Regions from separate parts of the Homo sapiens genome. Here region 1 is linked to region 2. A link is a contact called in ENCODE Hi-C or POLR2A ChIA-PET data. All regions are on one chromosome and are shown on one strand. Each heading gives the region's core, a stretch centred on a gene start or an enhancer-like site at or near the end of the contact. The rest is flanking DNA. Distances are from core to core; before and after follow the strand shown. Region 1 overlaps CDH2 (cadherin 2). Region 2 overlaps CDH2 (cadherin 2).

Region 1 (3,218 bases), core at 480-2,979, 41 kb after region 2:
TAATGTATTTTCTTAAAAACAATCTCCATAAAATTGTTAAAATATATATTCTCCCTATTTATTTCCTCTCTTAACTTTCAGTCAAAAAATAGCAAAGTTACCAAGTTCAAAAAACAAACAGGAAGCACTCAAATGAATACAAGCTCCCAGCTGGACATAGTGGAGGCTTACTTTGCACCAAGCACTGTGTTGGTAAATCAGTATCTCATTCAATTCTCCCTGCAACCCTACAAGGCTGTGACTGATACCAGGTATGAGACTGCAGGAGACCAAGAGCTGATGAGCAGAATCCCCTTAGGGGGGCTGACTGCACTGTGGTGGTAATCCTTGTTGGGCATTGGAAGTTCTCTGGTCTAACCCATAGCTAATGCCTGAATGTTCTACAACAGTAGCTCTCAATCAGGGACAATTTTGCTCCCCAGGGGACATCTATCAATGTGCAGACACATTTTTAGCTGTCACAACTGCGAGGGGGTGCTACTGGCTACTAGTGGCTACTGGCTCTCAGTTGGTTTCTGGCATTTTCTCTTTTTCATTATAAAATACGTAGAGCAGGGAATTTGCTAACCATTATACAACACACAGCACAGCATCCCTAACAAAGGAGTGCCAAGCTCAAAATGTCAACAGAGCCAAGGTTAAGAAAACCTGTTCTACAGCAACACATGAAAAAGAGGTATCTACCTACCCATTAACACTGCTATCGGTATGAGGATCACTGTCTGCTCAAGTAGCCTCATCACTCTTGGAACATCCTGCATCCCAGAAAGCCAAAACCCAGCCCCTGAGGCTTACTCCCACATAAAGTCATCACTCTGCCAGGCCTAGGATGAAATTCTGGAACTTCCAAGAGGAGAAAGAGGCATCCTACCCTCAACAAGTTATCTGTGGGTATGAGGAGGAGGTTGTGAATAACATACATTTCCCTAATATTTGAATGGTGCATGGGTTGGCAAGCTTTTTCTGTAAAGGGTAAACTAAGTATTTCAGGCTTTGTAGTCCATAGGATCTCTGCTGAAACTACTCAATCTGCTGCTGTTGTGCAAAAGCAGTCATAGACAATCAGTATATGAATGAACATGGCTGTGTTCATTCTAATAAAACTTCATGTATCCTGAAATTTGAATTTCATTCCATTTTCAAGTCTTGAAAGATATTCTTCTTCTTTTTCTTGCTTAAAAGCATTTGAAAATGTAAAAAATATTCTTGGCCAGACAAAAATAATGGCAGCAGGAGTGTAGTTTGCAGATCCCTCGAATAGTGTGTTAAGTTCCGTATCACATTGTTATCTCACTTCATTCTCACAATAGGCCCCTTAAGAGGGGGTTAAACTATCTGCATTTTGCTAATGAGCAAATCGATTCTCACACAGAGGTACAGTGAAATACCCAAGACCTCACATCCAAGAGAGAAAGGGCAGGATTCAAACTCTGTAGTCTTTCTAAGTACAACAAATAATTACAATACAATCTTTCAAGAAACATGTACTGAGTGTTCATTTGCCACTAGAAACAGAAAACAAGATACAGCCCCTGCCCTTAAGGAGCTCAAGATTTAATGTGGGAGGTTAAGATATGCAGAGGATATGAGCAAAGCCCAGGGCAGGGAATCTGGGGGCTTCCCAAGCAGAGAGCTGGAGTAGCAAGGCGCTAGAGAGTGGCAGGAAAGCCATCCTAGGCAGTCACTGCTTGAACTAAAACAAGGCAGCAAGAAACAGCATAGTGCCTGGGGAATAACAATGAGTTCAGTGTCGCCGGAGTCCAAGAAGCAAGGCAGGATGTCAAAAGTTGAGGCTGGAGAGTTAGACAGGGTTAGATCACAAATGGTTGGGGGCCTGGGGTTATCCTGTTGGCTGGGGGAGCCAGGGACAGATTTTAAGCACAGACCGAATGCATCTGACAGAGAATTCTCTGATAGTTTTGTGGGAAAGTGTGTGTGTGATAGGGGATGACAAGTGACAACTGGGAGACAAGCTAGGACACAGACCTGAGTCAGGGCAGGGGCTGCAAGGAATGAAAAAGGGGCAGATTTTGTCAATACCAAGATAGTTAAGATCGATAGGGCCTTCTGAGGCAGGGACTCACTGGGGGAGGGAGGGAGGAAATGATGCCTTCCCTCATGTTTCCAGCTGAGTGGCTGTGAACACGGGTGCCACAAGTAGGAAAAATAATTGCAAAACTATAATGTCAGGAACAAAGTGCTAAAGAAGCAGAAAGAATGGGATGATAAATCTGTCCGTGGAAGTCAAGGAAGACTCCATAGCTGAAGTGACATTTAGGCTCTGACTTTAAAGATGATTAAAAATTTGCCAGGAGAAAGAGGGGGAAGTGGAAAAGGGCATTCCAGGCAAAAGGTACAGCAGAACAAAGCCCCTGGTGATTTATGTTGAGCTTGTAGTCCACCAAAACCATCCTGATCTTTTTTTTTCTAGGCAACTGTTAAGTTATGGCTTCCTCCTCTATTATCTTTGCTGCTGATTTTGGGTCCTTAGGGGGAGCAATTTATATTTAACCCTCCAAAATTTGGTCTCAATAAATTAATAATTCCAGCTGGCTTTAGTCATTCCTTCCAGCTTTATGTATCAAGAAAGTCTAATGAGATACCCCAAAGTCTTCATGTAGATGCTACTTAGATGCTAAAAACAGGGTATGTCACATGCCCAGACATGGTTTGGGGAAATCTGCCCAGGGGCAACACCCCCCAACCCCCCGGGGCCCTAAGCCCTGGGCTCTTAAGAAGAGCAGAGTGACTGCAGCATGAACTTCCAACAGGTCAGACTGCCTGGCTTTAAATCCCAGTCCCATGGATACTATCTGCCAGACCTCTGAGAAGAAACAGTTCCCCATCTGTACAACAAGAGTACTAAAGACAGCACCAACTCATAGGGCAGATGAGAGGATTAAATGAGTTAATATGTGTAAAGCACTTAGGATAGTGTCTGGCACATGGTTATTCAATGTCTTAGCTATTTGTCATCACAGTACTAATACTATTGGGGCAACACGAATCCAACTCATGGTACATCTGCCATACAGGCCGGTAGGTCTCAAACTTACTCAACACAGCAAGCAATCTGGGACATTTGTTTAAAATACAGATTCTTGGGTCCTAGCCCAAGACTCATTAAAACAGACTCTCAAGAGGCATGATGGATAAATCTGTGTATTTAACAAGTGCCTGTGCTGCAAGTGGTGGCCACACATCCAGCCCTTATCTTT
Region 2 (3,262 bases), core at 431-2,930:
TATTATAGTAATACATAGAAACAAGACAATAGGAGGAGCTGGATAGGGAATAACCATACAAATAAGAAACTCTGCACTGTTATTCTCAAAAACTGGAGAATTATTTATTATTGCAAATTTCAGTATCATTCAAGACAAAACCAAGTCTTAGCTTCCAGGTGAATTCACAAATAACTGGTGTCAAAAATCTCTTGACACTTTTCTCTAACACTTAAGTATATGAAACTCTTTTTTAAAAATTCCACGTCCAGGTAATCTGAAGATCAAGAAGAAAGCTTTTCTTACAGTTTATGAAATTATAGATTCTTACAATAACAAAAAGCACATAGTGTCAGCATGTATAAAGTGTTATTGATTCCTCTTTCATATGCCAAAATAGTACTTTCAAAAATGCGGGTTAACAAAGGCTATTCCTTTCCTTTTTTGAATGACTGCCCAAGAATGTACATACCATACTTTTGGAGAAAATCACTTTTGACAGAAGGAATTGTCATGGCAAGAGCATACAAATACAAGGCCATATGGTGTCCTTTTCTGAGGTAAGAGGCAATAACCCAACACACTTAGGAGTTTATTCCCTTTCTGAATTAAGAACTTGGTGTTGCCCATGTAAACACATGAAATGAGAACACACTCATGCTGTACTAATTACATACAGGGACCTCTGCTGTTATCTCCGCTGTTTAGCATTATCCCGTAGTTAATTCTGCTTTGCTTTAGTTGCAGCCAAAGACTAACATAACAAAACAGTGTCTCCCTACATGGGACCCTCTGTCAGCCACATGCTTTCACTGCATAAATTATTTCTTGAGAATGAACCTGAGCCCTTTGTGAGATGCTGAGTTAAGGCCAGGAGTAAGAGACTGCTGCAGCCACTTCAGCCAGGAATTCAGTCAGAATCAAATTTAGGAAAAAGGGAGTAATGCAGACAGACCAAGAAAAGAAGTCAGTTGACTGCGGCCAAATGCACACAGCAATGGCCAATTCTCATTGCAAAAGCCTTTGCTTTTGTTCCTCATGCCTGAAATAACGACTCTGTTCTGCAAGCTACTGGGCCAATCTACCTAAGCAATAGCAGGAGTCATGAGAAGTGGGATCATGAATATAGATGCTTTTGGGAAACTAAAAGTAGACTGAGGATTTCTTTTTGCCACTAAAAGAAAGAAATTAATGATCGTGAAATCAATGCATACTGTAATTGCTAAAGTGAATATGTTATTTACTGCAACAAGAATTCAAATGAAAAAGACACCTATATCTATATAGGCTGCAATGGAGGCCAAAGAGAGGTGGTAAGATGTGGCCAAAGGTATCCAGCTGCACAGGACAAAGATGGCTATAGAACCCAAACCACTATTCTCTAAATTGTTGGTTCTCTTCGCCAAGCCACGCTCTCTCCGGGGTCCACTTCTAGATCAAGCAGGACTCGGAGTACATCAAGCTAAATGAGGTTAGCATGAGAAAGGAAAGAGGCTGAAAAAGAAAGAAAATGCCCATCCAGCCATCGGTCTGTGCAGAGTCATGGAAGATGGGCCTTCTTGCTCAGTGTTGCAAAAAGAGAGTTCTTATCAGCTCTCCTATCGACTCCCAAGCCCAGTCTGCAGTGGCGCCCCTGGCCTACTTACAGGCATTGGAAAGAGGCAAATCAAATGCTGCCAGGGAAGAAAACAACAGAGGAGGACTTCTATTATCAAACCTCAAAGCCTCCGCAGCTTAGCCTCAGCCTTCTCCTCTGTCCCGGAGCCCACTTGCTGACCTAGACAGAGATATTTCGAGGCATGGGTGTAGCACGTGCATACGTGACCCCAATCCCAAACCCCCAAGCAATGAAATTTCATCTGGATTTTCAATATTAGTTAGCATAACTTTGGAACAGAAGTGGCTTTTTAAAAGACTGAAAACATGTATTCGAGGTAAGAATGTTGTCCACATCAAAGAAAAAGAAGGAAAGCACTCCGTCCTATAATTTGTGGGAGCAAAACGATAATCTTAGAAACGATCTATCCAAGACCTAGCATTTTATAAATGAACTGAGAATCAGAGAGGCAGGTGCCGGCTCTCTGAAATTCAAAACACTGAGTTCCCAGATGTCTTGATCAACCTGAAACTTTTGAGTGAAGTCAAACCCTGGCAGAAAGAACACTCAACCTCAATGTCAGAGTGCCAAATTTTGCGTTAACCCATGCTATCAATTAGCATAAAGATTGAAAATGTCATTCACCTGTTTAAACCCAGTATACTAATATGCAACAGGGAAAGATTAAGAGCTTGAAACACATGATCTTTCAAGTTTTTTTTCTCAGATGTAAAGTTCTATGATTCTGTTCTGAACTGAATAAGAATAAATAACAAGAAAAAAATGTAAACAGTTTAAACTGCAGTTAAAATAATTACTTTCAAAATTTTAAACTAACAAACTTTTACAAGTATACCCTCATTTTTTATAGATTTTCTTCCCTGGCCTCTGCCACACATATTCTTCTATCTACAAAACTAGAAGGACAGTCTGACCTTAGCATTTAAGGGTAACAGACAATGAGCCCGACAGACAATTAGCTGTTAACAGTTAGATATATTTAGCATTTAAGAAATGTACTATCAGTACACTGAAAGTATTTGGAAAGTTTAGTCATCAGCAGATAGAGCATGAATCACGTCCATGTCACCAGCAGACCACTTATCTAATCACCCCCACTATAAATGCAAGACTCTGTGTCTCCAGAGCTGGTTTGTTTCATATTTTAGCTCCACGGTCACAGGCAAATTCACTGAACCAAAATAAAACCTTCTGACTTGCTGTTTTCACTGTCCTAAAATGGGTTAGTGATGTCTTGCCCACAGAATTCCACACCATGATCTGAATGAGTGGAAAAAGATTCTGTCTGGCTCACAGCAGAGATGATACCAAATGGCCAGTAAAGAGGCCGACTCAAATTCCTTTGAAGGAGGCACCGAGGTGGTGGATTCAGCAAAAGGCTGTGAAGTTTATGTAAAATTTCACTCATAACTTCAAACGCACTTAAAATAAGTTAACAGGCAGGTTTTCTAAAAGAAAGTTTCTTAAAACTACATTATAGTTCTCATGATCATCTTTTTAATAAGCCAATAACCTTTACTACCATGAAGTATGTAGGCTCTTATAAATATCTTCTAATTAGTCATTCAAACCTTGTTTTACAGGAAAAGAGAAAAACAACAACAACAACAACAACAATTTCCCGAGGATCCCTGCCCACATTCAGAGTAGCAGATTTACCTACTT

What was found. A loop is a pair of places that touch in the nucleus more often than their neighbours do. ChIA-PET counts read pairs that join two places held with the same protein, here RNA polymerase II (POLR2A). Pooled maps may share reads with other maps.
Region 1: a loop to region 2 is called in a map of heart right ventricle, with 2.5 times the contacts of the local background. The contact joins two enhancer-like sites. A Hi-C loop is called at or near these places in 9 of 168 maps with a recorded cell type or tissue (Caco-2, HepG2, Right ventricle myocardium superior and 3 more) and 3 of 50 pooled maps. POLR2A ChIA-PET finds 5 or more read pairs at or near these places in 3 of 52 experiments (AG04449, HepG2 and MCF 10A).

The regions. Positions count from the first base shown.
Region 1 is chr18:28,150,847-28,154,064 of GRCh38, forward strand. The region is part of intron 1 of CDH2 (cadherin 2); the gene reads right to left. Among named protein-coding and RNA genes, the nearest start is that of CDH2, 25 kb to the right of the region's middle. Within about 2 kb of position 1,730, at least 2 of the 41 ENCODE cell types and tissues checked have a DNase peak (open chromatin) inside an H3K27ac peak, as active enhancers do.
Region 2 is chr18:28,109,514-28,112,775 of GRCh38, forward strand. The region is part of intron 2 of CDH2 (cadherin 2); the gene reads right to left. Among named protein-coding and RNA genes, the nearest start is that of CDH2, 66 kb to the right of the region's middle. Within about 2 kb of position 1,681, at least 4 of the 41 ENCODE cell types and tissues checked have a DNase peak (open chromatin) inside an H3K27ac peak, as active enhancers do.